Regions from separate parts of the Homo sapiens genome. Here region 2 is linked to region 1. Evidence: chromatin contacts called from ENCODE POLR2A ChIA-PET data. All regions are on one chromosome and are shown on one strand. Each heading gives the region's core, a stretch centred on a gene start or an enhancer-like site at or near the end of the contact. The rest is flanking DNA. Distances are from core to core; before and after follow the strand shown. Region 1 has its middle 27 kb from the start of PAQR8. Region 2 overlaps EFHC1 (EF-hand domain containing 1).

What was found. ChIA-PET counts read pairs that join two places held with the same protein, here RNA polymerase II (POLR2A).
Region 2: POLR2A ChIA-PET joins it to region 1 with 11 read pairs in activated naive CD4-positive, alpha-beta T cell. The contact joins two enhancer-like sites. POLR2A ChIA-PET finds 5 or more read pairs at or near these places in 6 of 52 experiments (A673, HepG2, K562 and 3 more).

What each region holds. Positions count from the first base shown.
Region 1 is chr6:52,331,939-52,338,205 of GRCh38, reverse strand. No RefSeq gene overlaps it. Among named protein-coding and RNA genes, the nearest start is that of PAQR8, 27 kb to the left of the region's middle. RefSeq lists a cis regulatory region at 1,004 and an enhancer at 920-1,089. Within about 2 kb of position 4,250, at least 6 of the 41 ENCODE cell types and tissues checked have a DNase peak (open chromatin) inside an H3K27ac peak, as active enhancers do.
Region 2 is chr6:52,422,333-52,429,316 of GRCh38, reverse strand. EFHC1 (EF-hand domain containing 1) reads right to left here. Exons shown (of 11, transcript NM_018100.4): 2 at 5,150-5,371. Among named protein-coding and RNA genes, the nearest start is that of EFHC1, 5.5 kb to the right of the region's middle. Within about 2 kb of position 5,241, at least 10 of the 41 ENCODE cell types and tissues checked have a DNase peak (open chromatin) inside an H3K27ac peak, as active enhancers do.

The DNA of each region.
Region 1 (6,267 bases), core at 3,001-5,500:
AATATAATTCCTTCAGTTCACATAAAAATGGAAGAGACATTCTGAATATATAATTGCCGTGACTTGGCAGCCATTGAGTGTCGTGTAGGGAAGGGAGGAAATAAAGATGACTCAGGGCCCCAAAGCCAGTCAGCGACTGGAAAGAGGACAATGCTATTATTGAATTTGAGGACTTAAACAGAACAAGAAGAGAAGGGAGTAAGATGGAGATTTATCTGAAGTTCCCATAGGAAATCCTCATGGAGTTGCCTACCTGGAGCTCAAGACAAGGCCCGAGACATAGATTGGGACCTAATCTACCTAGAAGTAGAGGAGATTTACAGCTGTGGGAATGGATGACACATTTGTGTTTGCAGCAGTAGGTGACCATTTCCTCCTACGTGCCTGCTCAAAGGCTTTCAAATTGCCACTGAAACTCCTTAAGCTTACAGAGTCTTTCATGGTTTAGCTCTTGCTTACCTCTCTAGATTCTTGATTGACCTTCTCCCTAGAACACTATTACACTTCTTACAGGTCTCCAAAAATGCCATGTGCTATTTTCTCTAAGCCTTTGCTTACCATTTCTCACTGCATGAAACATTCTTCACCCCTCCCCTTATCATTGCCTGGCCTTGTATCTTTTGGGTCTCCATGTAGATTATACACTCTGGAAAGCCTTCCATGACACCAACTTAGATTGTCCCCTCTATGGGCTTTAAGAGCGTGTGGTACAGCCCCTTTCTGTAGTTCCAATAGCACTGTATTGTCATTACCTACTTACTTTTCTCTTATGAAACTATAAGCTTCTTGAAGATAGGGATGGTGTCTAGCCACTTTCTTAGCACAGTGTTTAGTAAATGGAAGATGCTTAGTAAGCATTTGTTAAATGAATGAGGAGTGAGTGTTAACTTATTTCTCTCTCAGTTCAAACTCCTTTGCTTCTAAGTGTCAGAAAGCCCAATCCAAAGAGCTTAAGCAAAAAGAGGAATTCGCGGCTCATATAAGCAAAGAAGTCTAGAGGAGTGTCGTGCCCATCATTGAACCAATCGTTGTTCTTTCAGGAGAATGCAAGGCTCTGATTGGCCAAACCTGGGTCACATGTCACCCCCATTTCTGCTGTCCCAAGACCACTCAGGCTGGGGATGAGGGATGGTGCTGGAAGTGGGAAGGGGCGGGGTCTCCAAACTACAGTCCTGAACTTTCCCTGGAATTTTGGTGAGGGGATCCTGGGTAACCCTCAAAAACAAATTTCTATTAAGTAATGCCTACAATTCAGGGGGATAGGGATAACACAGATCCAGCAAAGAAATTCTAGGTTAAGCAGTCTGAGAAATGGGCAAAGAGCTAAGAATGTATAGTGTCATGCAAGGAAAGGTGACTAATATTTGTTTAGCACTGACCATGTGACAGGAGCTTTTCACACGATATATCATTTAACCCTCACAATAACTCTCAAATACATAGTTATTCCCAGTTAACAGAATCTTAGGGTAAACTGAGTCTCAGAGGGAATATGTAACTCACTTAGGCCACACAGTTCCTGGTGTCAAAAAAGGTTAGGGACTGCTTCATTAAAGGAACAAGGCTTTATTCATTTTTGTCTCCAGCGTAGGAAAGGGCCTTACTCATACTGTTCATCACTAAATATTTGTTAAATTAATGAATGAATAATTAATTGCATGAGCAAAAGATGAAAAACTGTATCCCAGGAAGAAATGAAGGTAGAGAAAGAACAGTAGGGGTGGGTTAGATTCAAACATGTTTTTAGGGCAGGTGGAAAGAGGTTGAAAATGAAAGAAAATGTTGATGATGAAGCAATGTTCCCTATGCAGTTCAAATTCTAGGAAAAAGCCTTAGATAAAAAATTTCAATATTTCTTCCCCCAGAGTGAGAGAGAGAGAGAAAAGTATGGCCTTGGGAGAGTCTGGGGTAGAGGGAAGAAAACCAAAAGCATTCTTTTCAGCTTCCTCGGTCTTCACTGTGAAAAAGTAAAGGTTCTCATTTCTACAACTGTGTCGAGTATACGCTGACCTGATGTTTTAATTCATGGCTCATCCTCACAGTACCAAGCATAGAATAGATGCTAAAATAAATGTATAAACTCACTGGGTTGAACTGAATGAAATCAAATTATCTTTTAGAAAAATTTGAATGTAGCCTTCAGAAAGGGCAGCTACCTATAAGCCTAATTTGATGGCTTGCCAGGACTTTGGTAGGTGCTGTGGGAAGATGGAGGAAGGCAGTACAATGTGCCCATGTTATCTGTTCTACAGAATATCTTTGCTGGGCAAATATCTCCTTATCATTTTCCTTTTTCAATGCAAGCTTCCACCCTACTTCTTCAGGACACCTGGGCTTGGGCAGTGATTACTAGGTTGACTGTTTGTAATAACAGGTCTGTCTTGGGAAATTATAGGCTGTGAGGTCTCAGAGGTTAGCAATCAGAAGAGATTTACTAAGCCTTCTCTGACCAGTTCCAGGGCTGTCCTCCTTAGCAGACTGACTCAGCCAGCAGTGCCACCTGTGAAACAGGTGGCAAGGCTGGTCACACTGCCTCTTTCCACATGCTATTCTGTCCACTCCCTAAGGGTCCCTGACACCAGCTGAGAGAGTGAAGCCTTGGCCTGCTGGGGATGCCTCCAGCTGCAGAAGGCAGCCTGACCTTGAATTCAAGCAGGCTTTAAATTCTTCGCCTCACAGAATGAGGTAACAGAAAGATGGATGATTACTGATTAGAACACTGTGACCTAAAAAAATTAAGTAATCCACAGTGAAAACTCATTCCCCTGTCTCTGTTTAGTCTCTGACAGGAATAAAGGATGGGATAAAGGGTAGGATAGGGAATGGGGTGGTGGCATCAGAGAGCCCCCTTTGGCCACCAGTAGGTGCCTTTATTGATGTGTTCCCATGAGAAGGAACAAAGAAAAGGGGTTGGAATAAAAAAGAAGAAAATCCTGTCATTCATGGCATAGATGAGCCTGGAGGACTTTATGTTAAGTGAAATACACCAAGCACTGAAAGACAAATACCGCATGATCTCACTCATGTGGGAGATAAAATAAATTTTTTGAGCCCATGGAAGTAGAGAGTAGAATTGTGAGTATTAGAGGCTGGGAAGGGTGGGTGAGGGAGGGGAGGAGGGTGAGAGTTCTGGTGCTTTGCGAATGTGGTTAATTATAATTTATTGTATATTCTCAAAAAGCTACAAGATGATTTTGAATGTTCACAACACAAAGAAATGGTAAGTGTTTGAAGTGATGATATGCTAATTACCCTGATTTGATCATTACTCATTGTATGCATGTATTAAAATAGCACTCCAGCTGGGTGCGGTGGCTCACGCCTGTAATCCCAGCACTTTGGGAGGCTGAGGCAGGCTGATCACAAGGTCAGGAGATTGAGACCAACCTGGCTAACATTGTGAAACCCCGTCTCTACTAAAAATACAAAAAATTAGCTGGGCATGGTGATGCGTGCCTGTAGTCACAGCTACTCAGGAGGCTGAGGCAGGAGAATCGCTTGAACCCGGGAGGCGGAGGTTGCAGTGAGCTGAGATTGCACCACTGCACTCCAGCCTGGGTGAAAGAGCGAGACTCCATCTCAAAAAAAAAAAGAAAAAGAAATAGCACTCCATATCCCATCAATTTGTACAATTATTACATGACAACTAAAAATAAAAGGAAAAAGCAAAGCAAAGAGGCTGGAGAGAAAGGAGTGTAATTCCATCCCTTTGTGGTAGTGGGGGTCCAGTAGGAGGCTGGGCTAGGCAGGGAAGCAAGGAACTCACTTGCCCAACTCCAGGGATTTCAGATCTTCCTGTTTGTACAAGCAGGTGGTTTATTTCTAAATAAGCTATTTTGGATTCTTACTTTGCATAGAGTTTGTACATGTTTTCTGCAAAAGCCCAGGCAGAGGCCTCTGGGAGGGGAGTTTGGTGATGAAGTCAGCCAGAATGAGGCTTTTGATATATGGAACTTTTGCCTGATTTCAAGCAATATATCTTCTGCTCCCTTTATTCTTTCCACTTTCTCAGCTCCACCAGCCACATGGTTTTCTTTTTTATCCAACAGGTATAGGTGAATCAACTGCCTCTCTATGGTAGAGTGTCTATTATTCTAACAAGGGCCAGCCCCAGGAAAAACTGCAGCAGTTGAAGTTCAGCTTCTCCTCTTCCTCCCTACCCTACCAACTCTGTAGCACAATCTAGTTGTCAAGGAACCCAAAACATTTGTGGTTTAATGTGTGACCTTTCTCACAGTGTTTTCATCCTGATAGGCCTGTTACATTTTGCTTTCCTGTGCATTTTCTCATTTGGCCAGCAACCCTGTGAATAAAACACTCGTGAGCATTATCTCCCAAAAGGTATTTTGGACCACTTATGAAATTAACTGTCATCTTCTGAGAGCTTGCTACCTGCCAGTCACTGTGCTGAATGCCTTACATACCTCAACTAATCGTCATAATCACTGTGAAGCTGATACTCTTATCCCTAATTTCCAGAGGAGAAAGCTAGGTATACATAACTTGCCCAAGGTCACACAGCTAACTAGCGGCAAAATCAGGATTAAAGCCTGGGTCTGACCAAGTCCAAATCCTGTGCTCTTATCTCTTTCACCATTCTGCCTGTGCAGAAGGCAGGACAGGTATTAGTATGCCTGTTTTCTTTGTCTTTTCTTTCTTTCTTTCTTTCTTTCTTTCTTTCTTTCTTTCTTTCTTTCTTTCTTTCTTTTTCTTTCTTTCTTTCTCCTTCCTTCCTTCCTTCCTTCCTTCCTTCTTTCTCTCTCTCTCTCTCTCTCCTTCCTTCCTTCCTTCCTTCCTTCCTTCCTTCCTTCCTTCCTTCCTTCTCTCTCTCTCTCTCTCTCTCTCTCTCTCTTTCTCTCTTTCTCTCTTTCTCTCTTTCTCTCTTTCTCTCTTTCTCTCTTTCTTTCTTTCTTTCTTGAGACGGGGTGTCACTCCATTGCCCAGGCTGGAGTGCAGTGGCTCAATCCTAGCTCACTGCAGCCTCGACCTCTTTAGCTCAAGCAATCCTCCCACCTCAGCCTTCTGAGTAGTGGGGACTACAGGTATACATCACCATACCCGGCTAATTTTTGTATTTTTTTTTAGAGATAGCGTCTTGCTATGTTGCCCAGGCTGGTCTTAAACTCCTGGGCTCAAGCAATTCTCCCACCTTGGCCTCCCAACGTGCCGGAATTGCAGGTGTGAGCAGCTGCACCTAGCCATATGCCCATTTTCTAAAGAACTTTTTCTCTTTTAAAATGGAATTTCAGAGAACTATTTCACAGAACTCCCAGTGGCAGAGTTGGGGCTAGAGCCCCTTTAATAGATGACGACAGAAGAAAAATTCCTACCTCCTGATTGGGCCACCATGTAGGCTTCTAGGCACAGTAATAGGAAATGTAAAAACCTTCCTGTACCTCTCACATCATGTAGTCAGCACCTGACTCTTACTTCATAAATTGAGTCCACGTGGGGCGTGGTGGCTCACTCCTGTAATCCCAGCACTTTGGGAGGCTAAGGCGGATCGATCACAAGGTCAGGAGATCAAGACCAGCCTGGCCAACATGGTGAAACACCATCTCTACTAAACATACAAAAATTAGCCGGGCGTGGTGGTGTGTGCCTGTAATCCCAACTACTCAGGAGGCTGAGGCAGAGAATTGCTTGAACCCGGGAGGTGGAGGTTGCAATGAACCGAGATCACGCCACTGCACTCCAGCCTGGGCCACAGAGCGAGACCTGTCTCAAAAAAATTAAGTCCAAATAAAATGGAAGACTCTCCTCAACCACCTGCAATATGGCTTCCTCCCCTGCCACTCCATGAAATGGCTCCTCTCCACATCATCTTTGACCTCCTGGCTGAATCGTTTTTACTTCATATTTGTGTCTGTCTTGGCCTCTCTGCAGTGTTTCATTGCTTATTGAAACTCTCTTCTGTCTTGATTGTAGGGTAGCAGCCTGTCCTGGTTTTACTGCTACTTTTCTGGCTTCTCCTCAGCTTTTTCTCAAAGGCTCAGGTTTCGCTGACTACATTGGTCATGGTTCAGGTGCAGAAAGCATAGCCTTCCCTAGCTAGTTTAAGCCAAAAAGATTATTGCAAGGTATTAATTGGCTTACAGAATCAGTGGGAGAGCTGAAGAAGTGGATTTGAGGCTGAATTACTAGGAACAAAGTCACACTCAGAACTGAGTTGCCAGGGGAGTTGCTGCTTCTGCCACAGTTAGGGAGTGTCAGCTGAGCTAGCAAACTCACAACCTAGGGTTGCTGTGCTCCGCACAAGCAGAATAG
Region 2 (6,984 bases), core at 3,992-6,491, 90 kb before region 1:
TAAAAATTCTAGAAAATAACATTGGAAAACCTCTTCTAGACATTGGCTTAGGCAAGGGTTTCATGACCAAGAACCCAAAAGCAAATGCAATAAAAACAAAGATATATAGCTGGGACTTAATTAACCTAAAGAGCTTTTTCACGGCAAAAGGAACAGTCAACAGAGTAAACAGACAACCCACAGAGTGGGAAAAAATCTTCATAATCTATACATCTGACAAAAGATTAATATCCAGAATTTACAATGAACTCAAACAAATTAGCAAGGAAAAACAAAGAAGCCCATCAAAAAGTGGGCTAAGGACATGAATAGACAATTCTCAAAAGAAGATATACAAATGGCCAACAAACATATGAAAAAATGTTCAACATCACTAATGATCAGGGAAATGTAAATCAAAACCACAATGTGATATCATCTTAGTCCTGCAAGAATGGCCATAATCAAAACATCATAAAATATTAGATGTTGGTGTGGATGCAATGAACTGGGAACTGCTGGTGGGAATGTAAACTAGTACAACCACTATGGAAGATTCCTTAAAGAACTAAAAGTGTGAAGATTCCTCAAAGAACTAAAAGTAGAACCACCATTTGATCCAGCAATCCCACTACTGGGTATCTACCCATTGGAAAAGAACTCATCATACAAAAAAGATACTTGTACATGCATGTTTATAGCAGCACAATTTGCAACTGCAAAAATATGGAACCAACCCAAATACCCATCAATCAATAAGTGGACAAAGAAAATGTGATATATATGATGGAATACTATTTAGCCATAAAAAGGAATGAATTAATAGCATTCACAGTGACTTGGATGAGACTGGAGACTATTATTCTAAGTGAAGTAACTCAGGAATAGAAAACCAAACATTGTATGTTCTCACTCATAAGTGGTAGCTAAGGTATGAGGATGCAAAGGCATAAGAATGACACAATGAACTTTGGGGACTCAGGGGGAAAGGGTGGGAAGGGGGTGAGGGATAAAAGACTACAAATTGGGGGCACTGTATACTGCCTGGGTGATGGGTGCACCAAAATCTCACAAATCACCACTATAGAACTTACTCATGTAACCAAACACGACCTGTTCCCCAGTAACCTATGGAAATAAAAAAAATTGTTTTTAAAGTAGTGGGATAACATCAGCTTTCCCAGGTAGAATAAGAACTTGATTGTTACGTAGAAAGAAAAGAAAAATTATATTTAAATACTGTGTTTAAAAATATACTTTTCATGGAATTTTATAGCAGGCTGGGCTCCTGATTATCATGTATTCTAACCTTCTGAGTTTATAGACGAGGAAATTAGAGATTGTGACTACAAGGTCACAATGTTAGCTGGTAGGAGACCCAGAATTAGAATCCAGGTCTTCTAACTCCCAGGAAGTGCTCAGAATGCCACAATAAACATAAAAATATTTGTATTTACTTCAAGATGAAGGGGGGAAATGCTGCATAAATATTTTCATATCACACACAATTATAAAAAGCCAAGTCACATTTTTAATTTTACATTATTATAAGCATATATGGTACGTGTTTGACTTGCCAATTTTCAGCAGTGACACAGACAAGAAATAAATTTTGTTAATTATTCATGTCATTTTAGAACTGATATTTATTGAGCACTAAATATATAATAAACTATATAAGTCCTTACCTTCATGAAGTATACACTCAGGTGGGACAGATAAACACTAAACAAATCAGCAACACAAATTATAATATAGTGCTGCAAAGGGGAAAAAAAAAAAAGAGAGGGAAGTGATATAGAAAAATGAGGAGGAACTGCCATAGCAGAGTGGCCAGGAAAAGCCTCACTGAAAGGAAAGATGGAGTCAGCCACTTAAGGATGGTGGGGAAGCTATTTCAGATAGGAGAAATGCCATGTACAAAAAGGCCCTGAATTGGAATTTTCAAATGCTGCCATTTCAAGGAAATCAGTAAAAATAAATCCAATGTATTGAAACATGATAGGTGAGAAAAAGGACCCAAGATGAGGCTGGGGAGAGAGCAGGGAGGGCCAGCTCCAGTAGGGCTGTGAGGAACCTGTAGAGTTGGATCTTTATAGATGATAGGGAAGCCATGGAAGTGTTTCAGTCAGTATGTGACATAATCTGATTTTCAAAAAATAAGCCTGGCTGCTCTGTGGAAAATAAATTTATGGTAATAGTGAGGATGAAAATAAGTAAATGAATTAGTTACATATTTTAGAAGCAGAAACAATAGAACTTGCTAATAGATTAGATGTGGATTGTGAGGGGAAAGAAGAATGAAAGATGACTTTCATGTCACAGTGAGGTGAATGGTGGTAATGTTTACTGTATTGGTTAAGAAAGCCTGATGGCATTTTCCCAGAAAAATGACATAATCAGAGCTGAACTCTAGAGAATAAACAAGGCAGCATACCTGTTATAAGCATAAGGACTAGGAATGAGACTAAAACAACAGTTAGGTAGTCATTTGGCTTGTCTGAACTATGATAGTGGCAGAGGAAATGAAAGTGAGAGATATTTGACTTGGCAACTCATTAAGTGTGGAGGATAAAGGAGAGAAAAAGCCAAAGATGGCTCAGGTTTCAAGCTTGGATTACCTAGTGGAACCACACAGGGAAAGCAGATCTATGGGAAAAGGTGAGGGATAGAGATAAGTTAGAGACATACAGAACTTGAGGTACCAACAGTTCATCCAGGTGAAGATATCCCATGGGCCAGGGGGATACAGATCTGGAGTCTCAATGATGTCAGAGTTGGAACTAAATAGTGACATTCTCTACGGTGAGGTGACGGTTGAAATCACGAAAGTGGGTGAGATCTCAAGAAAATTATATAAAGAATGAGATAGAGCCTTGAAAATACTTGTAAGTTAAGAATTGAAAAGAGGAAGGGAGGCTAAAGAATAAGCAACCACATAGAAAGAAGGAGGAAAATGAGAGTCATGGAGGCAAAAGAAGAGCACAGTTTCAAGAAGGGAGGAAGGGTCAACAGTGTCAGATGGCATAAACAAGCCAAAGACAATGCTGGCAAAGTAAACCTCTCTAGATCTGGTAAAAGGACAGCACTGGCTACCTAGGAGAAAGTATTCTGGGGCTGTGGGTAGGGAGAAGTCAGATTGTAAGTGATTTGACAGTCAAGTGAGAAACAAAGTTATCTTGCTTAAAGGCATCACAAGGTATTATAGAAAGAGGACAGGATGATATGACTCTAGCTAGAGAAGCAGTCACTAGAGTGTCTGAAATAGAAATAATATGAAACTTGAAGATGAAAAAGATGAAAGAAGAACATCAGAAATAAAGAGCTGGAAGTCAGTCTGGGAAACACAATATAGTAGGTGATGCTGGAATTATACAGGAGCAAGGGGAAAAGATGAGGGCACTTGGAATAGATGTCCTGGTCTTTATTACCTAAGTAAGAAATGAAGTTATATTCTGTCTATGAGGAACAGTCCTAAGAATTTCCAAAATATAGACAAATATGTTGGCTATTATGTGGACCTCTGGGTATTAGAGGTCCTTCATTTAAAATTAGAACCTTCATTTAATTCAGAGAAACCATAATTCCCTTATTATAAACAAACAAACTTAGTTTCAAAGTCATGCATTTAGCTTCTCTCTACCCCATTATCTATGCTAAGGCTCATTTATCTAGAAATTGTGATGATCCAAGTAAAATGAATTGGAAAATAAAAATAATATTTTTATGTGCACTATCCTTAAAGAAATGAATTATGAATATTAAATAAGTACAAATTAAGTAACAACAATTAGTGTAAAATAACATAGAAAACAAAAAATAGGAAGCCTATTTCCTACTCAAGCGCAATTTCTCCTCTGAATTTTACTAATACTTTCTTACGACATATATCACTTTATCACCTTCTACTTTATAACAGTTACTTACTATTCTTTTCAGTAAAAATTAAACATACCAGGATTCATATCTTGGTAATTATTTAGTGCCTATCCCACTTCTCTCTTGTATTTTCAGCCCTCTCCCTTCTCTGCTGATTTTGCAATGTCTGTCAAAGCCACAAATAAACAAAAGAAACAAGCAAAAGGAAAAGATACATCCAATTATATAAATCATACTGTTTAGTGGATGTTTAGGTTCGGCCTATGAATGCATATGTGAATGTGTCCCTATAAATGAGTTAAGTGGGGAAGAGGAAATGATACAGATTCTAGTTGAGAGACTGAAATTGTTTAAAAATAAGTGACTATCATGTAAATGGCATAGCTCCTCCCCAGCCTCTAGCTTACAACAGGTACTCAATAAAAGTTGGCTGGCTGGATGAAAATGTTATAGACATTTAACAGGAATAATAAAATAAAAATTAAGACAAGAAAAGAAACAGACTAAGAGTAAATTAAGAAAGCTAACTTATCAAAACTGATCAGTACTTCTCAGAACCAGTTACACATAAAGCTCATCTGGAAATTAGAACTGATGAGGGTTGGAATAACGTAACTTTCTTAAAAATCTCGCCAGTGATTCTGCTACATGGTCAGGGCTAGGGCTACTTCACTTTAGTGAAAAGAGGAGGCTCATTGACAAGGAAAAACAAGAATGATGTGGTAATGTCAATAGATGGAAATGAGGAAACTCACATTGCAAAAACATAAAGATAAATGAGAAACAAACAAAAATGTTATACCACCCATTGGTTATGTAATATCAAACATGAAATGTTCCCTGAAAACCAAAAACTTATGGAGACTGCCTTGCAGAAAACTGACAATAGATGGAGTCATTGTTTTCATAATGATATTCTGCATCTCATGAAGATTAGATATGTCACCATTACAGAATACAGTTACCTTTAAAAAGTGGAGAACACACGGCTGATAAACATAGAATATAAATTCAAGAATTCAGAATTATAGCCAACTTTTCTTTAACTGCATTTGGAAAATAGTCTGGTGAAGTCTACAGGGAACTACTTTACTCCCTGTAATCAGCTTCCTGACTAAAGAAAGCCTCTTTTTAGCCTGAGTTCAGCTGTCCATGACTAAGGGTTAAGGCATCTGAACAATTTTCTCCTCAGAGCCCTTTGGAAATTCTGTGGTTTACTGTTTTAACTTTTTTGCAAGCAGTTGGCTCTCAGACCCTAATTCAAGGGGTACCCTAAAATTCCAGATGATACCTTTTTGTCAAAGGCCACATGCGCAGGAATAAAATCCGCAGGTGGGGCTTGTTTAGGTTGGCCATAAGTTAAGACTGGTGCCTTACTGGCCAACTCATCCAGCTCAGCCTGGGACAGCTGGTTGAACTGGAGCCGGTCTCCGCCTATCCCAACTGTTGGACGTCGAACAATTGCATAGCCGTTCCTGTAGCTCAGCGTCTGACTTCTGTGGAAGGCTGTTTTCTGAAGAAGAAAAGAATGTGTCATTAATAACATTAGACAAATATTTGTTAGGTAAAAAAAAAACTAACTTTTAAAAATATAACTTGAATCTTTGCTTATAAGCATCACAAAACTTACATCAAGAAGCTTACCAACATTAAGGCTGGGCATGGTGGCTCGTGCCTATAATCCCAGAACTCTGGGAGGCTGAAGAGGGAGAATCACTTCAGCCCCAGAGTTCGAGACCAGCCTGGGCAACAAGATGCTGTCTCTACAAAAACTAAAAAAAAAAAAAAAAAAAAAAAAAAATTAGCTGGGTGTGGTGGCTTGTGCCTATTATAGTCGGCTGAGGTGGAAGGATCACTTGAGCCTGGGAGGTCCAAGCTGCAATAAGCTATGATTGAACCACTGCACTCCAGCCTGGGCAACAGTGAGACTCTGTCTCAAAAAAACAAAACAAAACAAAAGCTTACCTACATTAAAAGATTCTGTATTTTAAGTTAAAACACTTGAACAAGAACAAGGAGCGAAGTAGCCACCTAAGCTTAAAGTAAAATTTAAAGCTGTGCTCTGTAATGCCCAATTTAACTACCAATTCACCTTGCATGAGAGATTAAAAGAGTATCTCATCTATACTCTTAAGTTTTTCACTAGTCTTCTCATGTTTTTCATCTGATATCTGGGGCCGTAAAAACTGTAGAACCTAGAAGATACGGTTCTGTGAATTTTATTTTTACATGGAATGAATTTATTTTTACCTGTCCCTCTTGTCACAATGACAGTGATACATTCTTACAACTCTTTGGAAAGCAACTGGATGGTATATATTTAAAGTCTTGAACTCAATAATTCTACCCCGACCATTTATTTACGAATATGATTCAGAATTATGAGAAAGAACTATATGCCTGAAGCTGCCCATTACAATGGTAAATGTTGAAGACAATCTAAAAGACAGTCATATGAAGACATGAGTAAATGATCGAAAACTCACTCAATGGATTATGGTGCTGTCATTAAAATATTGATTTTAGAGATCACGTGGCAACCTGGTGAAAATATTTATGATTTAATAAGCCTGAAAAAGCAACATATAAAATTATATGTGTACTGCAATTATAAGCATGGAAATATGTGCATGAAGAGACTGGTTTGGTCCTCTGTATTATACATTTCTAAATTATGTTGATTTTTTACAATGAACACATTTTTATTTAAAAGATTAAATAAAAAAGAGTAGAAAGGCAAATTAGAGGTTATGTTAATGGTTTCCTTTTTCTGTTGTGAGGATACTTTCACAATTACTTATCTATAATATTCAAATATATACATAGATACAATTTAAGATTAATCATAAAAAATATTTTTATGAAAAAAACTTTCTACATCCTAATTGCTTTAGAGCCCAGCCTACCATCTTTCAAGATCTGTACTAACATGAAAGGTACAACAGAATAAACTTCTTTTGCTAAAAGGGTTATAAACTGTATATAACCCATAAAAACAAATGTATGACATTTGTTTTTAAAGGTCATGTATTCAGAGTCACAAGTCAGTTGACAGGGACTGCTCCAGGTATATAGTAAACATGACATAGAACAAAATGCGCTGAGTTGACATCCTCATTGGGTAAT